Regions from separate parts of the Homo sapiens genome. Here region 1 is linked to region 2. A link is a loop called in an ENCODE intact Hi-C map of the cell type or tissue named here. Cell type or tissue: PC-9. All regions are shown on one strand. Each heading gives the region's core, and the rest is flanking DNA. Links, peaks and the distances in the headings are about the cores only. Region 1 holds the start of LOXL4 (lysyl oxidase like 4). Region 2 overlaps CRTAC1 (cartilage acidic protein 1).

Region 1 (11,810 bases), core at 5,595-10,594, 370 kb before region 2:
TATGTGTCAAGCTCTGTGACAGGATCTGGGTTTAGAGATAAATAAGAAGCTCGGGGGTGGGTGGGGGTGTCCAGAGTTAAGGCAGACACAGACCATTATATAAAGAGTATGGAGAGGGTCACAGGCGCTGGGCTGAGGCCGGGTGAACATAGCCAGGCAGGAGGGAAGAAGAGGGCTTTCTCAATCAAATGAAAGCTGATTGAGATGAATCCAGTGGTCCCATCTGACCCCTACAGCAATCACATTTAAGGATGAGGAGATGACAACTCAGCCGAGAAAATCCCACTGTTAGTACGCCATGGGCTGGGGCTGGGACCAGAGCCCCTCACTTCTCAGGGTTGGGGGCTCACAGCGCATGCCTTAGAGATCCCCACTTCCACTGCTTCCCAGCCTTGGCCTCTGCCCAGAGTTGTGCAAATTAAAGGACTTCCGGGCAACATCCATTCATTCCCTGGTCTCTATCCTCCGCCCGCCCCTGCGCTCCAGGGTATTTTTAGTTCTGGGCAGCCAGGCCTGGTGAGTGATTGGCAGCAGGCAGAGCCCACGTTTCCGAACCCTCTGTGTTGCTTCTGGCTCAGCATGAGAGGTGGCTGGGCCCTAGGAGAGGGCTTAGGCATACCTGGCACCCAAGCCCACAGCTGCCTCATTGTCCCTGGGGGAGGAGCTGGGCTGCTGCCACTGACCCGAGGCTGGGAGCATTCTTTCCTGCTGATTCATCATGGGGAATGTTTTGGGCCCAGCTGGGGTGGGGCAGGGGCACTGGGGGGACATCTTGGACACGGGCAGCCAGGAGTGGATGGCAGGTCCCTGGCAGCAGGGTCATTAAGACCTGGCTGTCACCCAGGATCGAAAAGGTCCATCTTGACATCCTAGCTCTATCACACTCTGCCTGTCCAGGCTTATTCTTACTTGCACATCTGCCTCCCCCACCAGACTGGGAAGGCCCCCTCCAGCGTCTAGCACTCCAGCACCCTGTCTAGCATGTAGGAGAAAATCAATAAAGGCTTGTGGGATGAATGAACCTTTGGAAGGACGTTTAGGCAAGGTGGGGGCAAGAGGGGGAACCAGGTTGGGCAGCTGTGGGCCTAGGGAGGAAACCGGGAGGCTGGAACCCTCTGCCCATTTTACAGATGGGGCCAGTGAGGCTAAGGGCAGGACCAGGTCTAGGGGAAAGAAACTGGGGGCTTGGACTGGGGTTCAGGCACCTAGGTGCTCAGTTCAGCTGATGGGACTCCTCTCTGTCAGCCATGTCCACATTTCTTTAATTCTACAGTCCCTGCTCCCTGCACTAACACCCTCCTCCCGTGAGTCTGACAAGGGCCAGGACTGCATCATTCAGCTCTGTGAAGGGGTTCTCCCATTCACTGTGTATTGCCTGGAGGAGCAAGTTATGTCGCCTGGGGCTCAGTGTTCCCAGCTGCACAATGGGCAGCGCAGAGTTTCACACGGAGGGCGGGGGGGGGGGGGGGGGCGGTATTCAGTAAACTCTGGGTGACTCGCCTGTTCCTGCAGGAGAGCACCGCTGCACCGCGCCACCTCGACCTCTCTGAACTGAGCCCCGGCCTCCCAGAAAGGGCGTCTACATTGTCCTAAGTGACCGAGCTCGTGAGATTCGGCCCCTGTGACAGCCGGGCGCTCCCGTGCGAAGGGTGCTGTGCCGGGGGCCCTGGCACCCACCAGGACTCACAGACTGGGACTCTAGGTGGGCGTCATTACCTTGTTCTGCAAAAGAGGAAACTGCCTGGGAGAGGGACTCCCGAGGCCGCCGCGGCCCTCCCTGCAAAACAGCCGCGGGCCCAGCGCCGCCCTTTCCCGAGAGCTCCGCTCCCCGCGACCCCCCGCCGCCCCCCCGCTCCCCCCGCCCCCCGGGACTTCCCGGCCCCGCCGGCTGCGGCTGGGCGCCCCCGCCACCTGGCCTGTGTCCCGACGGGGGGCGCCGCGCGGAAGGCCGGGCGGGGCGCCCGCGGACTCCAGGCCCGCCCGGGGCGGGGCCTGCGGGGCCTCCTCCGCGGCCAGCTCGGGGCTGGGGGGCCGCGGGCGGGAGGCGGATAAAAAGGCCCCAGGGCGCCCGGGGAGGGAGCCCGTTAGCGCTGCTCCGCCGCGGCGCCCGCCCAGCCCCGGACTGTCCGCGCTCCATCTGGTGAGCCCCCGCCTGGCCGCGCGTCTGCCTCTTGGTCTGCCTCTTGCTGTCCCATCTGTCCTTCTGTCTCTCTGTGAGTCTGCAGGCCTCTGAGGGTTCCTGGAGACTGGGCCTAGGGTGCATGGGGGATCCCTTGGACCCTCAGCCCGGCCCTCCAGTCGCTCACCAACCTGCTTCCAACTGGACAAGTGACCACGCTGGGGAGCTTGGCCCAAGGCCCGCCCTGAGTGGTGCGCCCAGGCCTCAGGGGTGCCTGCGTGTCTTGTTTGTGTACACGCCGTGTGTAACCATTGCTCTGCCTTCTTCCAGGGAGGAGACAGGGAAGGGGCAAGGCGGGTTCAGATGTCACACTTACGACTTGGGGGACAACGAACCAGGGCTGATCTGGGCTCTCCAACTATCCAGACCGGAGCTGATTATGTTGGGGGGTCGGCGTGTGACAGAAACACCGAAGGGAAGGGGGCAGAAGACTTCAAGCCCCCTCTTTCCTAGCCTGGACAGGTACAGCTCAGAGACCATTTGTTGGCACTGCTTCAGGTCCACAGAGTCAGTAACCCCGGGGAGGCTACAGGGCTGAGAGGAGGCTGCTGAGAAGAGCTGCCCAACGGCAGAGAAGGGATGAGCCATCCTAAAGTTGCTGCACCCTCAGGACAGCACCCCCCATGCTCTCTCTTGAATACTCGGGCATTTGCTGTCTTCAGCCCTCCCTACCTGCGCTAGGTCAGGCCAGGTCCCAGCATCTCCTGGCACACCTGGAGCAGGTGCCTCTGTGCCTCAAGCTGGCAAGATCTTGGATCTGTCACTCGGCATTCAGCGAAGAGCACCCTGCCCAGTGCCCTCACACCACGGCCTGGGTCATAAATCCACCAGAACAGGGTGGAATTTCAGTCGGCTCCCGGCCTTCCTTTCCTCCTCCCCCTCTTCCAACATCCATTCTTGGTGGTTTTGAGAGTCCGGCGTCTAGCCAGGCTGCTTGGGTTTGAATCCTGGCTGGGCAAGTTACTTGACTTCCCTGGACCTTACCTTCTCATCTGTAAAATGGAGATAAGTATTTAATCCGTATTTTAAAATGTATAGTTATTATCCTCACTTCCCTCCCCTCCTCTTTCCCTTCCACCTTCCTTCCCTCTTCTGTCCCCTTCTCCTTTATTTGGGAAAGTAACGGCCACTTTCGAGGCCGCTTCCTTCTCTGAGGGAGGATGCACAGCTTGGTCCTCTGTGCTCAGTGCTAGGGGAACAGACAGGTGGAGTCTGGTTGTGGGGTCAGGAAGCAAACACACAATGTGCTTTGTGGAAGGCTTTGTGGGAGGGCTTAATGGAGGGGGTGGCATTTGAGCTGGCCTTGTGGGATGTGTAGGAGTTTAACAGTCTTAGATAGAGGGAAAGGAACAGTGAGAGCAAAGGCTTGGAGGCTGGGAGACGAAGGCTATAGTCTGGTGTGAGCAAAAGCTCTCGGGGGCCTATAGTGGGCAGGAAGGCCAATAAGAGGGACTCTCCCTGCATCTAACTCTTGGTTCCCGCTGCCGTCCCCCCACCTTCCAGCAGCGTTCATGGAAGGGAGCTTCCCTGGCCCAGACCCCAGGGTCCTACAGCAGAAGCCCTCCCATGCCCTCAGGTTGGTCCCTTGGAGAGGAAGGAGCTGCTGGCCTGGGACTGTCCACAGCCTGTAACAAGACCTCCTCAGTGTGTCAGGGACTTCAGCCAGGAGCCAAACAGCAGACCTGCCCAGCCTACCCTGGGCCCCATCAGAGCATGTCGGATAGGGGGGCTGTCTAGTGCCACCCCCTCATTTTACAGGTTTTTCAGCTGAGACTCAGAGAAAGGAAAATATTTGACTCCAGACACAATTTGGCGGCAGAGATAGAAGCATTCCAACTCCTGGGGGTGGTAGAGAAGGTGTGGTTGTCACTCAGCCCAGACCCATGTGACCACTGGGTCCTAATAGCTGAGGGACCTGAGGCCGATCTGTCCCATCCTTTCTTGCCATCTGGGGAGTGGTTTGGCTCAGTCCCTGGCTGTCTACCTCCTACTCCAGGGAGCACGGAGGAGGGAATGGGAAACAATGGAGAGCACTCTGCTCATGGGACAGCCAGCTGGGAGCCCCCACAAGCCTCTGAGTGACATGCAGAAGACAGTGTTTCAGTCTGGAAAGGAAGCGTGGGAGGGGTCAGAGGGGGAGAGCTGCAGAGGTGAGAATGGGAAGGCAGCCCCTGCACAGCCTCAGGGAGTGGAGAGGGGAGCATCTAGGCTCTGCAGTGTGGGTGGAGGGAAAAGGGGCAAATCTAGAGAAGGCTGCAAAGAGGAGTACCAAGGACTTGCAGTTGAGATCGGACGTGGCCTCCATTTCCTTCTTTGTACAGAGAGGAGGTGGGACCAATCTAGACCAACGGTTCTATCGTCGCTGTCACAGTAGCTGTTAATAATAGTTCATTGTTGGCCGATGTAGTGGCTCACGCTGGTAATCCCGTCACTTTGGGAGGCCAAGGCGGGTGGATCACCTGAGGTCAGGAGTTCAAGAACTGATGTGGTGAAACCCTGTCTCTACTAAAAATACAGATAAATTAGCTGGGCATGTTGGCGCATGCCTGTAATCCCAGCTACTTGGGAGGCTAAGGCAAGATAATCACTTGAACCCTGGAGGCGGAGGTTGCAGTGAGTCGAGTTTGTGCCATTGCACTCCAGCCTGGGTGACAAGAGCAAAAATCTGTCTCAAAAATAATAATAATAATAATAATAATAATAATAATAATAATAATAATAGTTCATTGTTACTGAAGGCTTGCTCTTCTAAGGATTTAATGTTTCTTCACTTAATCTTTACAAAAATCCTATGAGGTAGTTACTATTATTATCCCCACTTTACAGAGGGAGACACTGAGGCAGGGAGAAACTAAATCGCTGGCCCAAGATCACTTCCAAATGAACTGGTGGAGGCAGGATTCGAACCCCAGCAGTCTGACCGCCCAGCCTGTGCTCTCAAGCACTGTGCTGCCACCTCCCATCCATGCAACCACAGATATGAATGAGTGCCACCTACACACCTGACACTATTTTGGGAACTGGGGACACAACACATCCCCACTCCCATGGAGCTTCATTCCCAGAACTTGTTTAGTGCACTTTTAGGAGCCCACTCCACCCAGCCCTGCTGGCCAAGGCCGTTGAGAGGGAGTAGGGCAGATGCCATCCATGGAAGTGAGAGTGGCAGGGGCCTGTGAGAGCCTCCCCACTCAAGCGGATGAGCTGCATGATTCCCCAAGAGGAGCCATGGCCGTGGAAGAGGCAGGTCTCATCAGAACGAGCTTTCTTAGCCCATCTTCTCCATCCCCTGTTCCAGGTCGGCCTTAGCTTCCATCGGCAGCAGAGCCTTGGGGTGGAGGAGCTTCAGCTTCGGTGGCTCCAGAGGTCTCTGACAGCTCTAACCAGCTGAGACTCTCTCCTCTATGCCCTTCTCCACCTGCTGGTCCCGGGACCAAGGCTGCTGTGTGAGGGGGAGAGGACCTGCCCCCAGCCTCATCCCCTCTCTAAGGACCCAAAGAACGTCTGATTACAGCCTCCTGGAGACAGGGGCCCTCTCTGTTTACCGCCTGAAACCCTCCCCTGGCCCCTCGCTTCCTACAGGATGAAGGCAAACCCTCTGTGTAGTACACATGGCCCTTGATCATTGGCCCCAGCTCGTCCCTCCATCTCTTTCCCCTCCAAACCCCCACACTGTGGTCTGGGGGTAAGAGAAGGGCACTTCCTGCTCTTGCACAAACTCACCTCTTTCCCTCTTTCCTAATCCTCTTCTCTGTATCTCGAATGCCCCTTTTCTCACCCAGGAGAATCTTATTTGCCCAATAAGGCTCAGGTTAAGTGTCCCTTCTTTGAAAGGCTTCCCTAATTCTTCTTGCTTGAGCTTCATGAAGGTAGGGAGGGTGTTCGATGTCTTAATTTCTGTGTCCCAGCACCTGGCCTGAAGCAAGTATTCCAAAAATGTGTATTGAATCTACATGAATCATACGCCTAGATGGATGTGAGGCTATCACAGGGTATCCAAGCTGCAGGAGGGATCCAGATGATATGTGGTTCCATCTCCTCACTTTAGAAATAAAGAGTCAGGGCCGGGCACAGTGGCTCACACCTGTAATCCCAGCACTTTGGGAGGCCAAGGCGGATGGATCACGAGGTCAGGAGTTCAAGACCAGTGTGGCCAAGATGGTGAAACCCCGTCTCTACTACAGATACAAAAAAATTAGCTGGGCGTGGTGGTGGGCGCCTGTAATCCCAGCTACTCAGGAGGATGAGGCAGAGAATTGCTTAAACCTGGGAGGCGGAGGTTGCAGTGAGCTGAGATTGCAGCACTGCAGTCCAGCCTGGGCGACAGAGAGAGACTCTGTCTCGAAAAAAAAAAAAAAAAGAAAGAAAGAAAGAAAAAAGAAAGAAAGAGTCAGGACCTAGAGAGTTGAAGAGACTTGCCCAAGCCATGCAGCCAATGAGTGGTGGAGTCCTTGATGCCCATCTAATAGCCCTTTCTGCTCCAGCCTTCCATGTGCCTTCTAGGTGAAGGCGGCACTTCACACATTTGATTAGGGTGCTAGGAACATCAGAAGGTGGTGGCAGTGTCCCTGGGGTAGATAGTCTTGACCTGAGGGCACCCTGGGGGCATCCCCGTGACTCAAATGGTGGACCACCTCGTCTGCCTACACATAAGATTTTAGGTGTATAAGAGCTGCTGTTTATTGTGTACTCACCAATGCTAGGACTTTGCTAAGCACTTTCCATACGGTGTTTTATTTAACACTCAACAACACCGTGAGATGGAGATTACTATCCCCATTTTACAGATGAGGAGACTGAGACTCAGTGAGGTTAAGTTTAAACTTCCTCAAGGTCATGGCGAATGTGGTGGATTTGAACCAAATCAGCTAACCTGGCCCAGACTCAATTAATGCCACTGTGTGTGTGTGTGCGCGTGCACACACACACACATTTGAGGGGGGTTTTCTTTCCTTTGTCTTGCCAGGAGCTGCCAAATTGCTGCAGAGGTCTGAGATCTGGGTAGAGGTGGTGATCACTGTCATGTTTACTCATTCCTCAGGTATCTTGGCCTCAGCTGTCCTTGAAGTCACCATGGCGTGGTCCCCACCAGCCACCCTCTTTCTGTTCCTGCTGCTGCTAGGCCAGCCCCCTCCCAGCAGGCCACAGTCACTGGGCACCACTAAGCTCCGGCTGGTGGGCCCAGAGAGCAAGCCAGAGGAGGGCCGCCTGGAGGTGCTGCACCAGGGCCAGTGGGGCACCGTGTGTGATGACAACTTTGCTATCCAGGAGGCCACAGTGGCTTGCCGCCAGCTGGGCTTCGAAGCTGCCTTGACCTGGGCCCACAGTGCCAAGTACGGCCAAGGGGAGGGTGAGTGACTGGTGCCACCTAGTGGGATGGCAAGGAGATGGTAACAGTCTTCTTGGGCTGGGCTCACTGACACCCACCCATCCTTTAATACCCTGCTCATGTGACCTCCTCCACACGGCATTTCCTGAGTGCCTCAGCTGCACATGGCCCCTACTCCCACCCTCCCATTCTCTCTTGTAATAAGGCCACCGCCGTCACCACCACTAAACTCTAAGTTCCTTGAACATAGCAATTGGCACACAGTGGGTGCTTAGAGAATGTTGAATGAAAAAATGGGCAAACAGGTAGGTCTGATTCCTAGAGCTACCCGGCATTTTCCAAAAACAGATTCTCTAAGAGCCAGCACCCAAAGGAGGTAGCAGGCAGGGTTATAAATACTTATTCCCCAGGAGACCCAAACTTCCTCCTCCCTGCCACTTTCTCCCAGGGTTTGGAAGAGGTGACTTGGTAAGTGTGGGGTCCTATGCAGGAGGCAGAGCCTGTGACCTGCCTCTCTGTGCCATCTTTGAGCATCACCTCCACTCCACAGGACCCATCTGGCTGGACAATGTGCGCTGTGTGGGCACAGAGAGCTCCTTGGACCAGTGCGGGTCTAATGGCTGGGGAGTCAGTGACTGCAGTCACTCAGAAGACGTAGGGGTGATATGCCACCCCCGGCGCCATCGTGGCTACCTTTCTGAAACTGTCTCCAATGCCCTTGGGCCCCAGGTGAGGAGGCTGTTCAGGCTCTGGTCTGAGCCAAGGGCTGGGTCAGAGAACAGAGAGCCTCCCAGAAGACGGGCCTAGAGGATAAGCGAGGGGAAAGGGTGCAGTCTGCACTGAGCATCGTCCCCAGGCCGCCGACTCCTGAGTGTGCCCTGCAGCAGGTGCATAAATAGAGGGCCCCAGCCTGAGGCAAGGCAGGCCAGAGGACCAGAGCTGACCCCACTGGGAATCGCAGAAGCTGCTCCCGTAAGGGAGACAGCATTGGGTAAGGGGCTCCCTCATCCATGAGGCCTGGCCACAATTGCTGCCTCTTCCCAGCACAAACAACCCTGAGCTAAAAACAGCCCAAGCCAAACAACAGGAGCGGGCAGGGCAGGGCTCTGCTGCCAGGCAGCCTCCAGCCTCAGGACAGCTGGCCATGGCCACTGAATGCAGCGTGTTGTGATGGGGACTCTGTACTGGTCTAAGTCATCCCAGGGCTAGGGTTGGGGGTTCTTGTGGGCCATAGGATCCTGCTGTGGTCTCAAGCAGCTGGTCTATGCCCATCTCAGCTCTCTCAGGGTGGTACAGAGAAGGCCCTTCCATGCCCAGCAAAAGCCTCCCAAACTCCAAGGGCTCCCATCCTGATCCCAGCGGGGGCCAGATCTGCCTAGTTCTCTCCAATTTGACAAATTCGAGGAACTGAGGGAAAGGGCTTAGACAAGCTGAGGTTCTGCCTTGCACTTACTCTGTGGCCTTTGATAATGCCTCCCCTTCTCTGGGCCTCAGTTTCCTGGCCTGTTCAATGACCGGGCTGGGTGGGATGGTCTCGAAAAGCTCCAAGCCCCAGCCTTTCTGCATGAAGATCTGCAGCAGGCTCCACTGGAGGAGCAGGAGCCCCGAGGCCCACAGGTGACTGTGCACCCCGCAGGGCCGGCGGCTGGAGGAGGTGCGGCTCAAGCCCATCCTTGCCAGTGCCAAGCAGCATAGCCCAGTGACCGAGGGAGCCGTGGAGGTGAAGTATGAGGGCCACTGGCGGCAGGTGTGTGACCAGGGCTGGACCATGAACAACAGCAGGGTGGTGTGCGGGATGCTGGGCTTCCCCAGCGAGGTGCCTGTCGACAGCCACTACTACAGGTAGGAGGGCGGCTGGCGTAGGCCCCACAGGAGGCAGGGTTGTGGGGCAGGGACTGAGTGTGTGTTCATGTGCGTGCATGTGATGTAGGGTGTGTGCATGAGTCTGAGTGTGGACTCATGTGAGGGGCAAGTAAGTATGCACACAGGCGAGTGTGTGATGTGTGTGGCATGTGGGACCTCGCAGAGTTCAGTGAGTACTGACTGGCAGTGGTGTTGTCTGTGGCAGGACATCCAGCAGGTGTTGGGATTGGGGGAGAGAAAACAGGCCCTACTGAGGAATGTGCCCAGATTTCTTGCTTCACGGGTGCCTCAGAATAATAAACAGGAAAGTGAATAAGGAGGACCTTCAGGATCCTGGGAAATACCTAGAAACAGTCAGAAAACAAACACTGCACTCTCGAATTATGTAAACAGAATTAACTAGGTACAGAACGCCCCCCCACCCCCCGCCCCCGGTGAAAACAGTTGAACATAAAACCGCGTGTCCTTGGTTAAAACACTAGACTTTCCTGCAGATACTTGCAGTGACACCCACGTGTAGAGTTTAGACAAACTGTTCTGGCCTCAGCTCAGCCAGTGACTGGCGTTAGGGCTTTGGGGAGGGCCTCTGAGCCTCCATCCTCAATTCCACTGCGAATATCCCAACGCTTCCCTCCTGAATTTCCTCAGCTCTGATCAAGCCAGGCTGTGACTGGGTTGTGTGTAAGTGAGGCGTGGGGTGGGGCACCTGGAGAGAGGAGACATAAAAATATTCTGTCAGAAACAAGGCGGAACTGTCACAACTGATTGCATCAACCAGTAAACGACAGCCACAGTCATGGTTCTGCCAGATCCGTGTCAGGGAGGACTTGTGTGTTTCCCATCAAGTGAGAAGTCTCCCGTAGTACGTCTGAGTCATCTGCCACCCCAATCAGTTTGATCCTGCTTCCCTAAAGGGTTAGAAGGCCCTTGTTGCAGTGACTTAGAGGAACCCCGTTCTGAGGAAACAGGGGTGCTGGTCAGCCTCTGGCTCCATCCTTGGGGATCCTGGGATGCAGCCTGACTCCCCCTGCCTGGTAATTGCACACCTGGGTCTCGCTGACTTGCCTGCCACCCATGAGGAGGGCAGGCCTGATGGTAGCCTGGGTGTCTCTGGGCGGGCCGCCCCCACCAGCAAGGCCTTCACCTCCCACCTGTCCCCAGAGGGCCCCTTCTCTTGGGCCCTCCCTAAATGCTCCCCTTCCTCTGGACTTCGGAGAGGGCAAGCCTGATCCACCTGCCCCCACTCTAGGACTGGCCGAGGGACCTTGCTTGCCTTCCTTGTAAAATGGTTATTTGTGAGGTGGCCACCCCGTCAGGGCTGCTGTGAAGCTCAGCATTGAAATCAGATTAGTGAATAAGTTTACAAAATGTAAAGTCCTGTGCAAACTTAAGGACAACTATGAGGAACCAGGTGGCAGGGGGTGGGACTTCCACACCCCTTCCACCTCCTATCTGTTTTCTCCCATAACAGGAAAGTCTGGGATCTGAAGATGAGGGACCCTAAGTCTAGGTGAGGAGCAGCACCCTAGAGGGAGGAGGCAAAGGGGTGTGGCATGAAGGGCCTCTATCCCATCCCCTACCCTCCCCTTCCCTCCTTTCTACCTTGGCCTCCCTTAGTCCTGAAGCTCTTCCCTCAGCCCTTCCTCCACCCTCAGTCTCCCTTGTCCTCTAGGCTGAAGAGCCTGACGAATAAGAACTCCTTCTGGATCCACCAGGTCACCTGCCTGGGGACAGAGCCCCACATGGCCAACTGCCAGGTGCAGGTGGCTCCAGCCCGGGGCAAGCTGCGGCCAGCCTGCCCAGGTGGCATGCACGCTGTGGTCAGCTGTGTGGCAGGGCCTCACTTCCGCCCACCGAAGACAAAGCCACAACGCAAAGGGTCCTGGGCAGAGGTGAGCCCTGGGCATCCTGCACTCACACCACAGCTTGGAGGCACGGGCGGGACACTGCCTGGTGGGGGGTGCGGGGAGGTCCAGGACACGCAGGAGAGAGGAACCAGACTGGGAGGAGGAGAGTGAATCACAGAACTGTAGAACCTTGGAATGTATTTAAAAGGGATCATTTATAGCCCTACCATAAATGGAAAGCTGACATCACCCGCCTTGAATAGAAGGTGACCGTAAAAACAGTAATTAAATCCTAACTACATTCCACTGAGGGCTGGTACTGATCCTGAGCCTGCTCCTGAGCCTGCTCCTTTGTTTTAAAGAGGAGATGAGCAAGTGCTTATGAGGTGGTAGAGACGCCTCAGTGCCAAACTGAGATGCCCTCATGAGGTGGTACAGATGCCGTGAGGTGGTACAGATGCCTCAGCGCCACACTGAGATGGCCTCGTGAGGTGGTACAGACACCTTAGTGCCACACTGAGATGGCCTCGTGAGGTGGTACAGATACCTTAGTGCCACACTGAGATAGCCTCGTGAGGTGGTACAGACACCT
Region 2 (11,810 bases), core at 2,827-7,826:
GGCATTAATGGAACTATCACTACACACCTATTAGAACAAAAATTAAAAATAGCAACAATACCAAGTGCTGACAAGGATCCAGGTAGCTTCTGGAGATCAGAGAAACTGGATCTCTCCTACATCACTGGTGGAAATGTAAAATGATACAGCTACACTGGAAAATCGTTTGACAGTTTATTTTAAGAAAACAAAACAAACCTAAGCAAACAACTGCTACCCTATGACCCAGCTATCATATCGCAAGCCACTTATCTCACACGAATGAAAACTTATATCCACACAAACATCTTTACATTTGTTCATAGTATCTTTATACTTAATAGCCCAGAACTAGAAACAACCTAGGTGTTAATAGTTCAAGTGACTGTGATACAGCCCTTCCATGGAATATTATTCAGCTATGAGAAGAATAAACTATTGATACGTGCAAAAACTTGGTAGATCACCAGGGCACTATGGTGAGTGAGAAAAGGGGAGAAAAAGCTCATCTCCAAAAGTCACGTATGGTAGATTTTTGTTTACATAACATTCTCAAAATGACAAAATTATAAAGACGGAAAACAGATTGGTGGTTGGCAGGGCTTAGAGATGGTGGAAGAGAGAGGGGTGGGTGTGACCATCATCAAGGGCAGCCCGAGAGGGTCTTTGTGGTGCCTCATGCCATGGCAGATCCCTGGGTAGGCAACCTGCAACCATTGGGTGAAACTGGGTGAAGGGCGCAGAGGAGCTCTCTGTACTATCTTTGCAATTTCCTGTGAATCTATAATTATTTTAAAATACAACATTTTAAAATAAATGTATGGGGGGAATTGGGGAAAAAGTCTAAAGAGGCTTCTGGCAGGGTAAGGGGATTACAGTGATGGAAAAAACATTGAGAAACACCAGCAGGAGTAGAGGAGCCCAGAGTGTCTTCACTGAAATGCAATGGTTCAGAAAGCACTGGAGTCAAACATTCCTAGGTTCAAAATCAGACACCTTCCCCAGGTGTTCACACCTCATGAGATGATACCATTTTAATATAAAAGGAATAGGCACTATGGTCTCAAATTAGTAAATACAAATGTTAATATTATACACACATATGTGCAGAAAAAAAACTGAAAGGCAATGCAAAAAGTGAGAACAGTGATTCTGTCAGAGTGGCTGGATTAATATAGTAACTCTCACTTATTCTAGACACAGTGCCAAGCACTTCACTCTTATTACTTCATTTAATCCTCATGACTACCTTGTGAGATGAGCAATATTATCCCCATGTTACACATGGGAAAACTGAAGATCAGAACAATTAAGAAACCTGCCAAGGTCACATGATACTTAAATGGCAGCACTGGGATTCAAACCCAGGCTTCCTTGAGCGTGTGGTTTTTATTTTCTTCCATATGTTTTGTCGTGTGTGTGTGCTCCAATTTTTATAGGGAACACATAATATTTATGTGTAGTCTGAAAAAGAAGCAATAAATATTTAGGGGACCCAGAGCCTGGTTATATGATCATTTTCTTGGGCTATTTCACCCTGGATAAGTCAGCCTGAGGTTGGAGTGTTTATCACTCCTAAGGCAGCTATGTGCTAAGCTGGCCCTAAAGGCACAAGATACCTTTTAAATACATAGTCCTGTCTTGCAAAGTAGCAGTAGCCGACACTTATCAAGCAATTAGTATGTGCCAGGCACTGGGCTGAGTGGTTTGCCTAAGTCACTTCATTTGATTTTCACAACTTGAAGAATCAGGTAACATAACCCACATTTTACAGGTCAGAAAACTGAGGCTGAGGTCAAGTAACTTGCCCCAAACCACACATCTACAGAGTAAGGAGAGCTGGATTTGGATCCCACCTCCCTGACGCCACGGTCTGAGTTCCTGACTGTGGCTTAACACCTCTGGTAGCTGCTTTGTGCAGCCAGCCAAGCACCAAGGTGACCACCACGGTATCGTAGGTGGTTGCTTATCCAGGGTTCTGGTTGGATATCAACTCCCCCACTCCGTTGTGCCAATAAGGACATTGAGGCTCACCTCGCAAATCAATGGCAAGGGCAGAATGGGGGCTGAGATTCTCCTTCCCCACATCTCAGGGGCAGCCTCTGCTATTTTAAGAGGTGTATTAGGGGCCTCACTTGGTCCCTTCTCTGGCCAGAATCTGCCCTGCCAGGAGAATAGATTGCTTTTTTAACTGGAAAGCCTTAGCCAGGTCATGTGGTGGGGAGAAGGAGGCTCAAGAGCCCCTTCTGGGCACCTACTCCCCACACTCAGGCTTATGTACACTGCACTTCATTGGGAGCTCCGCCTGGTGCAAGTCCTTGCTATTTTGCAAGGCCCTGGGATTTGTTCTTGGTCTGAACTCTGGCTCAAACTGCTCTAAGGGGCCTCCCGGCAGACTCCTCTCTCTGTTGACAGGGTCCATTCCCAGCGGCACTAGAAGGCAGGCTGCTCTAGGGGCAGGGCCCTTGGGTCACGAGGCGCCTCAGCAGGTGGCCAACCCAGCCGCCAGGGACACAGCGAGAGGCGGGGCAGTTCCATCCCTGCAGCTCCAAGGCCCCTCTGGATCTTTTATGAGTGGAGCTCAGCACAGCCCTTCCTGACCGATGGGGGAGCCAGCAATGGAGCAGGAGCGAGGGCGCCAGTGGAGAAGGCCAGATGGAGGGAAGGACATGGGGGTGCGAGAACAGGGGGCGACAGAAAGACAGAGGTGAACCTGTGGAAGACCAAGAGAGGCAGAGACATGGGGAAAGAGGCAGAGAAGAAATGCCCCCTGCCCTCCAGGCTGGCAGTGGGCGGAGGAAGGCAGATGGACACGGGACTCTCATGCAAGGCAGATCTGGACACACCGCCATACTGGCCCCGTGGCCATGAGAGGACTCAGGCGAGAGAAATCAGTTTTGTTCTGGGCAGCTTCCCAGAGGAAGTGGGACTGGAATTAGGTCTAGAAGGACAGTAGGAGCTTAGAAGGGGTGGACGAGGGCCTAAGGAGACCATTCTAGGAGTTGGGCTGGCTTGGCCAAAGGCCCAGAAGTGGGAAGGTCCAGTCCAAAGAACGGGAATGTTTGGGAAATTTTTTTTTTCTGATTGTAAAAACAATGTATATTGATTATAGGAAAATAAGAAAACTATTTTTAAAAGAAGAAAAATTACTCATCATTTCACCACTGTTTGGAATATTAAGGAAAAAGTAAATGTTTCTTCCTTCACCTTCCCTCAATATCATTTGATTCATTTAGTGACTACATATTTACTGAGCACGTACTGTGTGCCAAACATAAAACTGAAGATCCTTGCCACAAGCCATCTACGTTCCAGTAGAAGGAACTTATATACATAATACACATAGTAAATAGGTAAATATATAAAATGTTAGAAGATATAATGGGCTACAAAAAAAGAAAATGCAGCCGGGTGCAGTGGCTCACGCCTGTCCTCCCAGCGCTTTGGGAGGCCAAGGCGGGCAGATCACCTGAGGTCAGGAGTTTGAGACCAGCCTGACCAACATGGAGAAACCCCGTCTCTACTAAAAATACAAAATTAGCTGGGCGTGGTGGTGCATGCCTGTAATCCCAGCTACTCGGGAGGCTGAGGCAGGAGAGTCACTTGAACCCAGGAGGCAGAGGTTACGGTGAGGCAAGATTGTGCCATTGCACTCCAGCCTAGGCAACAAAAGCGAAACTCCGTCTCAAAAAAAAAAAAAAGAAAGAAAAGAAAAGAGAAAAGAAAATGCAGAACAGAGGAATGGATTGGGAGTGCAGAGAGGAAGGGGCAACAAGGAGCAGTTTTCCAACACAGTGGTCCAGGTTGGACAGGTCATGCTTGTGATATGCCTTTATTACGTGTCATATACACAGGAACACACTTACAGACACATATTTCTTGGCAATTTTTAAAATCAAAAGAATGATATTTTCCAATTGTTTCTGTAACTTGCTTTTTTTCCCCCTCTTAACCTATGTCCAAGGCTGGGTACAGCGGCTCATACCTGTAATCCCAATGCTTTGGGAGGCCAAGGAGGGAGGATTGCTTGAGGCCAGGAGTTCAAGACCAGCCTAGGCAACATGGCGAGACCCCCCTTTCTACAAAAATTAGCCCGGTGTGGTGGTGCAAGCCTATAGTCCCAGTTACTCAGGAGGATGAGGCAGGAAGATCGCTCAAGGCCAGGAGTTTGAGGCTGTAGTGAGCTATGATCACAACACTGTACTCCAGCTTGGGTAACAGAGTGAGAGCCTGTCTTACATACACGTGTGAGAGTGTGTGTGTGTGTGTGTGTGTGTGTGTACACATCCTGGACAGCATACCAAGTCTGTGCATATATCTTGTTTCCTTTCAGTGCTGTGGAGTATTTCACTGTGAGACAGCACTCACACTCATCATCTATTTACCCAGTCCCCTCTGGAAGGACAGTTAGATTGTTTCCAATTCTGAGCAGTTGGGGTGAGAAGCGGGAATGTCAACAACATGAATCTGAGAAAGGCCTGCCTTGAGGTCCCGCATGACTGAGGAGTAGAGGGGAGGGGCCGGCGGGAAGCTCCCCTGCCAGCACTCACAAGGCTTCAGCTTGCCTGCCCCCAGGGCCCCTGCCCCCTTCCTGCCTCCATGAGTCACGCGCTGCCTCCCCATGACTTTGCAGCAAGGTGCAGTGCGCATGTGTGAGTACACGGACATGTATGTGAGTGTGTACACGTGTGCATCTCTCAGACAGCCTCAGCCTTGCCCCATGTACATCGTGTCTGCTCCCGCGGGAGCACACCCAGAGGACGCAGGCCCTCACCTGTACTCCCCACCTCCGTCCATGGGTAATGAGTGCATGCGGGGTTCCCAGAGGGCCCACTGTGTTGTGCAGAGCTCTCATAGCGACATCTTGCTGTGGGGTCCCTTCTCAGTGGACCCTGCCTTGCTCAGTGGACCCCCCCCCACCAAGTTCCACAGCCCCTCTTCACCCTGGCCTGTCCCTGCTGCTCCTCGGTGCAGACGGACCTCCAGCTGAAAATAAGCATTTCTGCTTATGGCCCTGGTCGAGGGCTCCCCCACCGCCAACCTGGTTGCTCGGAACCCACCCCCAAGCCCCACATGCCCACCCTCCACTTCCCAGCTGGCAGCGGGCTGAGGCAGCTCACTCCCAAACCCGGAAAATAAAAACAACACCAATCATCTATTTGCCTCCGCCAGCTCCACTGGGAGTCACTGGCTCAGGCAGCCACCCCAACCATTCTCCCTCCCCCCTTCCCCCTCCCCCCCTTCCCTCCCGCCTCCACTGCCCCTGGTATTGCTGGTGCCCCAGCCCCACCCACACATGCCACCGCCTTTCAGCTAATTGCTTGCAGGTGACTCAGAGCTGCCTCTCCGAGCCGGCTGATGCTCATTTAGGGAAGGGAAATTCAGTGGCCCACATAAAAATTGCTTTATTAAAGTGCAAAAATATTCTACCAACTGTATTCCCACCATCTGTTTTGTTTGTAATTCTTCTGAAAAGTGCAATTCTCTCTGCCTCCTTGGCCTCTGTCCTTTAAAAGCTGCCAGAGGTGACTCACTGCTGCTCCTGACCTCATGTCTCTGCTGGTTAATGGGGGGCGCTCTTCTGCTCAGCCCTCCCCTATACACAGGCCTGGCAGGACCAGCTGGCTTCGAGGCTGCTGGTGTGCGGTGTCTGGGAGCCAGTCCCCCTCAGCCCGTGCAGCCCCGGAAAGACTTAAGATGTTACGCAGATTTCCTGGGCAGAGGGATGAGCTGCGCCTAAGGACAGGAGACTGGTTTCCAGTCCTAGCTCAGACACCTGCAAGTCACTTCCCCTTGTCAAGCCTCAATGTCAGTATCTGGAGAATGGGGATAAATACCCACCTCGTAAGTGTGAAGCCTCTGAAGCCCCTCCCCAGTCTCCTCTGATACACATTCCCACCTGATACACATTCTGACACTCTTTCCCGCTCTGAACTTCTTCCCGATCTTCAGCTACAACTTACCCTTTCACGCTGCTGTACCTTGGCCCACACTGTATCCTCTCCCTGGAACGCTCCTTCCTTCCCTTCTCCGCCTCACAAACTCTTACTCCTCCTGCAATACCCAAATGAAATGACCCATCTCTCTCACCACATGGTAACAGTGCTGTTGTGGCACTTTCCCAGCTTATAATATAATCACTTGTATTCATCGCTCCCATGGGAATCATGAGAATGGGGCCTGGGTCTGTCTCATTCTCTGTTGAATCCCAAATCCCTGCACAAAGCTTGGTATATGGTGGCTGCTGGGCGTGGGATAGGGTGGGCAGTGTAACAGGGGCACAGTAGATACCGGCTCTGGGATCTCTCGGACCTCTGCTGGGCAACTGGGCGATTCACTGCATCTGTCCATGGCTCCACCTTCTCATCTCTAAGGCAGAAATGATAACACTGGCACCTTCCTCGTGGAGATGTGAAGTTTCGATGCGTTAGCATCATAAAGCACTTGGTACAGCTTGGGGCACGCTGTCAGTGTTCACTGTTGTTACCAACACCTGAAAGCCCTTTGGAAACTGTAGGGAGACCCCATGACCAAGAGCCGATGGTGCCAGGGATGCTGAGGTGAATGGTTAACAGCAGGCCAGGACTCCTGCTCCAGGGTAGAAAGGCTGTGCTTCCTAGGAGTGGTAAGGCTGTTGGCCAGCACCCCCATCTTACAGATGAAGTAGCTGAGGCCCAGAGAGGATGCCCAAGTTAGCAAAACACAGTGGCAGAGGAGGGAGTCCTGCTGGTTGTGCTTTCTGAGGCCTGCTTATCTCATAGCCCCAGGCCCCCTGCACCACGTCTGGGTCTGGAGGAAGCTGCGGAAGCAGTACTCAAAACTAAGTCCCGCTGGTGGTGGTGACTCACGCCTATAATCCCAGCACTTTGGGAGGCCGAGGCTGGGTGGATCACCTGAGGTCAGGAGTTCGAGACCAGCCTGACCAACATGGAGAAACCCCATTTCTACTAAAAATACAAAATTAGCCAGGTGTGGTGGCAGGTGCCTGTAATCCCAGCTACTCGGGAAAGCTTTAGGCAGAAAAATTGCTTGAACCTGGGAGGCGGAGGTTGTGGTGAACTGAGATCCCACCACTGCACTCCAGCCTGGGCAACAAGAGCAAAACTCCATCTCAAAATAAAAACAGAAAAAAAAAAAAAAAAAACCTAAGTGCCGCAAGTACCACATGCAAATCTGTGATTGTCTATGAATATTCCGTGACTCTTTTGGGTCCTTTGTGGCCCTTCAGTCAGTCTGGAAAACACATTCATGTAGCTGTTCTGCAGGCTTAGGTAAGAAACATTTGCTGTTCTTTGTCTCCTTCTTTTAATGGCAAATATTTACCTTTTATATGTGCCACTTAACTTGGGAACTGTACACCCTGAAAATGCCAAATCTCTTGCGCCTCAAGATTCTACTTCAAATTAGAAAAAAAAAAAAAGAAATCTGGCCGGGTGTGGTGGGTCACGTCTGTAATCCCAACACTTTAAGAAGCTGAGGTGGGTGGATCACTTGAGGTCAGGAGTTTGAGATCAGCCTGGCCAGCATGGCGAAACCCTGTCTCTACTAAAAATACAAAAATTAGCCAGGCGCGGTGGTACATGCCTGTAATCCCAACTACTCAGGAGGCTGAGGCAGGAGAATGGCTTCAACCTGGGAGGGGGAGGTTGCAGTGAGCTGAGATCCCACCACCACACTCCAGCCTGGGTGACAGATTGAGATACTATCTCAAAAAAAAAAAAAGAAAAAAGAAAAAAAAATCTGTAGTTGGCACTCCCCAGTCCCATTTTCACCCCGCTTCTGCAGAAGGAATTCTTGTAGATTGAGGGAGTGATGAGAAATAATTTCTTGCTTGATAAAGCAAAACCCAGAACGGTAAGGTTGGGCCTGGAAAGAGAGGATTTCCCTGTGGGAAGAGAAACTGAGCTGTGTGGGAGGGGAACTCAGTGTGTGAGGATGAGCCTCTGTCTCCGAGCCTCTCCGTTGCTGCTGCCTGCTGTGCCCATGAGGGCAGCGGCTGCCTCTCCATGGACTCTTCAGAGTGTAGCTCTGGTCCTGGCCCTCATAGGCTCACAGCATGGCAGCAGCAAGGCTGGGATGTTCCAGTGATACTCCCCTGGAGGCCAGGGTGAGAGAGCAAAAGGAGACCAAACATGGGAAGGATCTAGAAGCTGGGGGATGTGGCTCACAAGGCGTAACTCCCTCTGGAACCTCCCTCATCATGGGTCCTCCCCCCAGCACCCGGCTCCCTTCCTCCATGCCCCACAGTGGTCTCTACAGGAAGTCTACACAGAGATTCTCCTCCAAGTCTGCATGTGGCCTCCAAACCTCCTTTTCTAAAATATGGGAACCCCTTTTATACATCAAGACATTTTGCCAACTACCGTCCACCCCATAGTAGCTATCATTGTAAAATTCATTGGTGGATAGTAATGACCAAATGCGAATATACATTCAACAGCAATTTTAAGTTTAATTTGTTTTCTAACAGTATCTACATATATTAGGAAAAATAATGGTGCATATATGTGGGTGATATATTATTTAGCCTGGGAATGGTGTTTGGGGGAGTGTATTGACTTCAGGTCCCCCTGCAGGACCCCGTGTCCCCACATCTGCTCAGCCCTGATGGGTGATAGAGTGGGCTGTGTTCTCCCCCTGTCTGTGCTGGGCACAGCTCTCCTTCCCAGGGGCTGACCTGAGAGCAGCCTCTCCTGGAAGGTGAGGCCCAGCCCCCGCCTCCTCCCCACCCCAATCCATCACCATTAGCCTGACCTTGCCACAGTGACGGGCCTGTTTCCTTACGCGGGGAGCTGGGGCCTGCTTTGACAGTGCCTAAACATCTGACAAATCTTTTCAGCCTGCTTTCCACCAATGATGTGGCACGTTGCTTTAGGGTTGTGTGCAAATGGATTCACTGTGAATATCTCTGAGGTTCCCATCATCTTCTGTAAGCATCTTAGATTTGTAGAATGGTCTTTCTCCCCTGTCCTCCACCTGCCATCTCTTTATCACTCCATCTTTTCTAAGTTGTTTTTTGTTTGTTTTTATTTTTTTCAGAAACAGGGTCTCACTATGTTGCCCAGGCTGGCCTTGAAGTCCTGGGCTCAGCCAATACTTCTGCCTCATCCTCCTGAGTAGCTGGGATTCCAGGCATGAGCCACCATGCCCAGCTCTTTTTCCAAGTTATTATGTAGAGCTCAGTGCAAATGCCGCCTCCCTAAGAGGCTGTCCCTGACCACCTGACTAGACAAGGCCCTGGCAACCCCCAGCTCCTCCTTACCTACTTGCCCTACTTTTGTCAATATCTGGCATTATTTATTTGTTCATCTGTTTGCTTGTCTCCCCAACTGGACTGGGAACTCCATGAGAACAGGGGCATCCCCAGTGACAAGAGAGAGCCTGGCCCTTAGCAGAGCTCAATAAATAGAAACACAAGAAGCATTCCTGGGATAACAAAGCCAGTTAGCTGCACAGCTGGGATTTGTCCCCAGGTCTCCCACCCACTTCCCACCATGCTCTTTCCAACATACCAGGTAAGGGGTAGAGCCATGATTTGAATGCCAGACTCCAAAGACAACCTGCTTATCACAGGCCTTACTGTATCCTCCAGTACAGCCTCCTGATGCTTGGCCTGTCTGCTAGAACGTGAGTTCAAGAGCTGCACTATCCAACATGGCAGCCACCAGCCATGTGTGGCCATTAAATTTAAATTAATTAGAGTTAAATAAAATTGAAAATTCACCTCTTCAATCACGTGAGTCCCACTTCAAGTGCTCAACAGCCACATGTTACCAGTGGCTACTGTACTGGACAGCACAGATGCAGGACATTTCTGTCCTTGCAGACAGACAGGTCTATTGGACAGCATTGCTCCAGAGAGGAGGGACCTCAAATCTGTCTTGTTCACCATTTCCCTAGCACTTAGAACAGTGCTCAATTCATGCTTTTATTCAATGGATGAATTAGTTGATGCTGATGCTTCCGCTGAGAGCCTCCTGCTCTCCTCTGCTGCTGATGCTCTCTCCTTCTGCCCCTCAGGGAAGGATGAAGCCAGCAGTGTGGAGGTGACGTGGCCAGATGGCAAGATGGTGAGCCGGAACGTGGCCAGCGGGGAGATGAACTCAGTGCTGGAGATCCTCTACCCCCGGGATGAGGACACACTTCAGGACCCAGCCCCACTGGAGGTGGGCAAAGGCATCTGGGCCTCATAGCCAGAAAAGCGGGCACCACCCACAACCCCATGGGCTGAAGCTGGGTTCCCAGGAATCTGCAAACTCAGCCTCTAGAGTGATGGAAATCTTGGCAAAGCGAAGGCTTCATACTGATCCCTCCATTTGTAGTTTGCACAACACTATCACACCCACATCTCTTCTGCTTCTCAAAGAATCCCTGGTGTATTGGCAGGGCAAGCATTTTTGCACCCATTTTACAGAGGAAGAAAACTGAGGTTAAGAGAGGAAATCCACCAAGGCCCACCAAGGCTGTACAGCCAGTTGTGAGCAAAGTTTTAAAATGACCCCAGGTCTGTTGCTGCCCTCCTGGTTCTTTCTGAGTCTCTGACAAGACCTCCTATTGCCCTAGGGTGGGGCTCAGAGCCTGCACCAGGTTTTCTGGAGGCTCTTTGAGGAGCAGCTCTGGACCCATCTCAGCAGTGTCGTTCCAACTCTGATGGGGTTCACTTGGTGGCGATTAACAGGAACCCACTGAAACTGACACAAATGAAGGGGGCTTATAAGGAGGATCACTCATAAAACTCAGGGAAGCTCAGGATGAGTAGAAACTGGCAGCTTGATGGCCTCAGCCCTAGGAGCTCAAGGACCTTTGTCAGTGCACTGGCTTTGGGAGGAGAGGGGCCCCTCTTCCCCAACAATCCCCATCCACCCACCTCATTCATCAGTACGGTTGATTGACATTTTGTGTCATGTGTGTTACGTTTTTAGTCCCCTGCCCCACCCCAGGCTGCTGTCTCTGAGACCCCCATATGGGCATGGTAGAGCCTCCACAGCCTGGCAGGGCCGGCTCCCAACTCTTAAGTCTCTGAGTCAATTTGTTCAAATTCTTGCTGCAAAGCCTTGAGTCTTCCCTCCTGCTAGGATGTCCACCCATCAGCCCTGGCCAGAGAGGTGGGACACAAGCATGGCTGCAGGCACCCACCCGTGTGAGGGAGAGGTTCTTGGAGAAGTGAATGTGGGCAGTGAGCAGACACCTCAAAAAGCATCTCCCAGCCCTCATTACACTTTGCCCTGACAGACCCAGCCTCAGTCACAGGGTGATGCTACAGAAGGGACAGGTTCTGTTAGACGTCCCAGCTCGTGTGGATCCTTTGCACAGGGAAATGAGCAAGAGTCTGAACCGTATCCATTCATGGCCTTCCCGCCAGCCTTCTGTTCTCAGCGCAAAGGAAGGGTCTTACAAGGGAGGGGGCTCCCCCCAGGCCCAGAGCTCAGAGCATGCCTCACACTGTGGTTAGGGTGACAACTACTCTGTGGCTGTGACTAGGAGGGAACCTGGGATGGGACCTTCTCAACTCACTCATGTCTCTGCTTCTGCCCACCTTACAGTGTGGCCAAGGATTCTCCCAGCAGGAAAATGGCCATTGCATGGGTGAGTTGCCTTCAGTCACCAGGGCATGGGGTAGAGGCCGGAATCTCCCTGGGGAATGCCCGCCTGACTCATGCCAAGGTCCAGGGTGCAAGCAAGGGGCAGAAAGGAGGACAGGGGAGGGTGTTGTTTGTCCTGGGACTCCAGATGCCAAGACAACCACCACATGACTCACCAGGGTGGGAGTGATATTAGTGACCCACAGGCTGAATCACTGCGGTTCTGGAAACTGGCAGTGTTTTCCTGCC

What was found. Hi-C counts contacts between places; a loop is a spot of excess contacts. Peaks named below come from ENCODE experiments on the same cell type or tissue, not always from the same donor. Only the 100,000 strongest peaks of a DNase experiment are listed, where the experiment ranks them.
Region 1: it touches region 2 in a loop (3-fold over the local background); 1 of 110 quality-filtered maps calls a loop at or near these places.

The regions. Positions count from the first base shown.
Region 1 is chr10:98,258,462-98,270,271 of GRCh38, reverse strand. It overlaps LOXL4 (lysyl oxidase like 4), which reads left to right and starts at 2,078. Exons shown (of 15, transcript NM_032211.7): 1 at 2,078-2,140; 2 at 7,221-7,529; 3 at 8,059-8,237; 4 at 9,145-9,350; 5 at 10,843-10,881; 6 at 11,044-11,263. The coding sequence starts at 7,253. LOC124902489 (a long non-coding RNA gene) reads right to left here and starts at 1,830. Exons shown (of 2, transcript XR_007062260.1): 1 at 1-1,830. RefSeq lists enhancers at 2,131-2,630, 2,631-3,132, 7,899-8,788. In PC-9, for the core only: a CTCF peak has its summit at 7,530 (motif pointing left); DNase peaks (open chromatin) are centred at 6,091 and 7,531; H3K27ac peaks cover 692 bases.
Region 2 is chr10:97,882,541-97,894,350 of GRCh38, reverse strand. It overlaps CRTAC1 (cartilage acidic protein 1), which reads left to right. Exons shown (of 15, transcript NM_018058.7): 12 at 10,000-10,145; 13 at 11,523-11,565. Among named protein-coding and RNA genes, the nearest start is that of MIR3085, 13 kb to the right of the region's middle. RefSeq lists enhancers at 4,405-4,699, 4,312-4,924, 4,925-5,537, 5,538-6,151, 11,148-11,810 and a silencer at 11,565-11,810. In PC-9, for the core only: a CTCF peak has its summit at 5,561; DNase peaks (open chromatin) are centred at 4,490, 5,320 and 6,780; H3K4me3 peaks cover 472 bases; H3K27ac peaks cover 3,153 bases.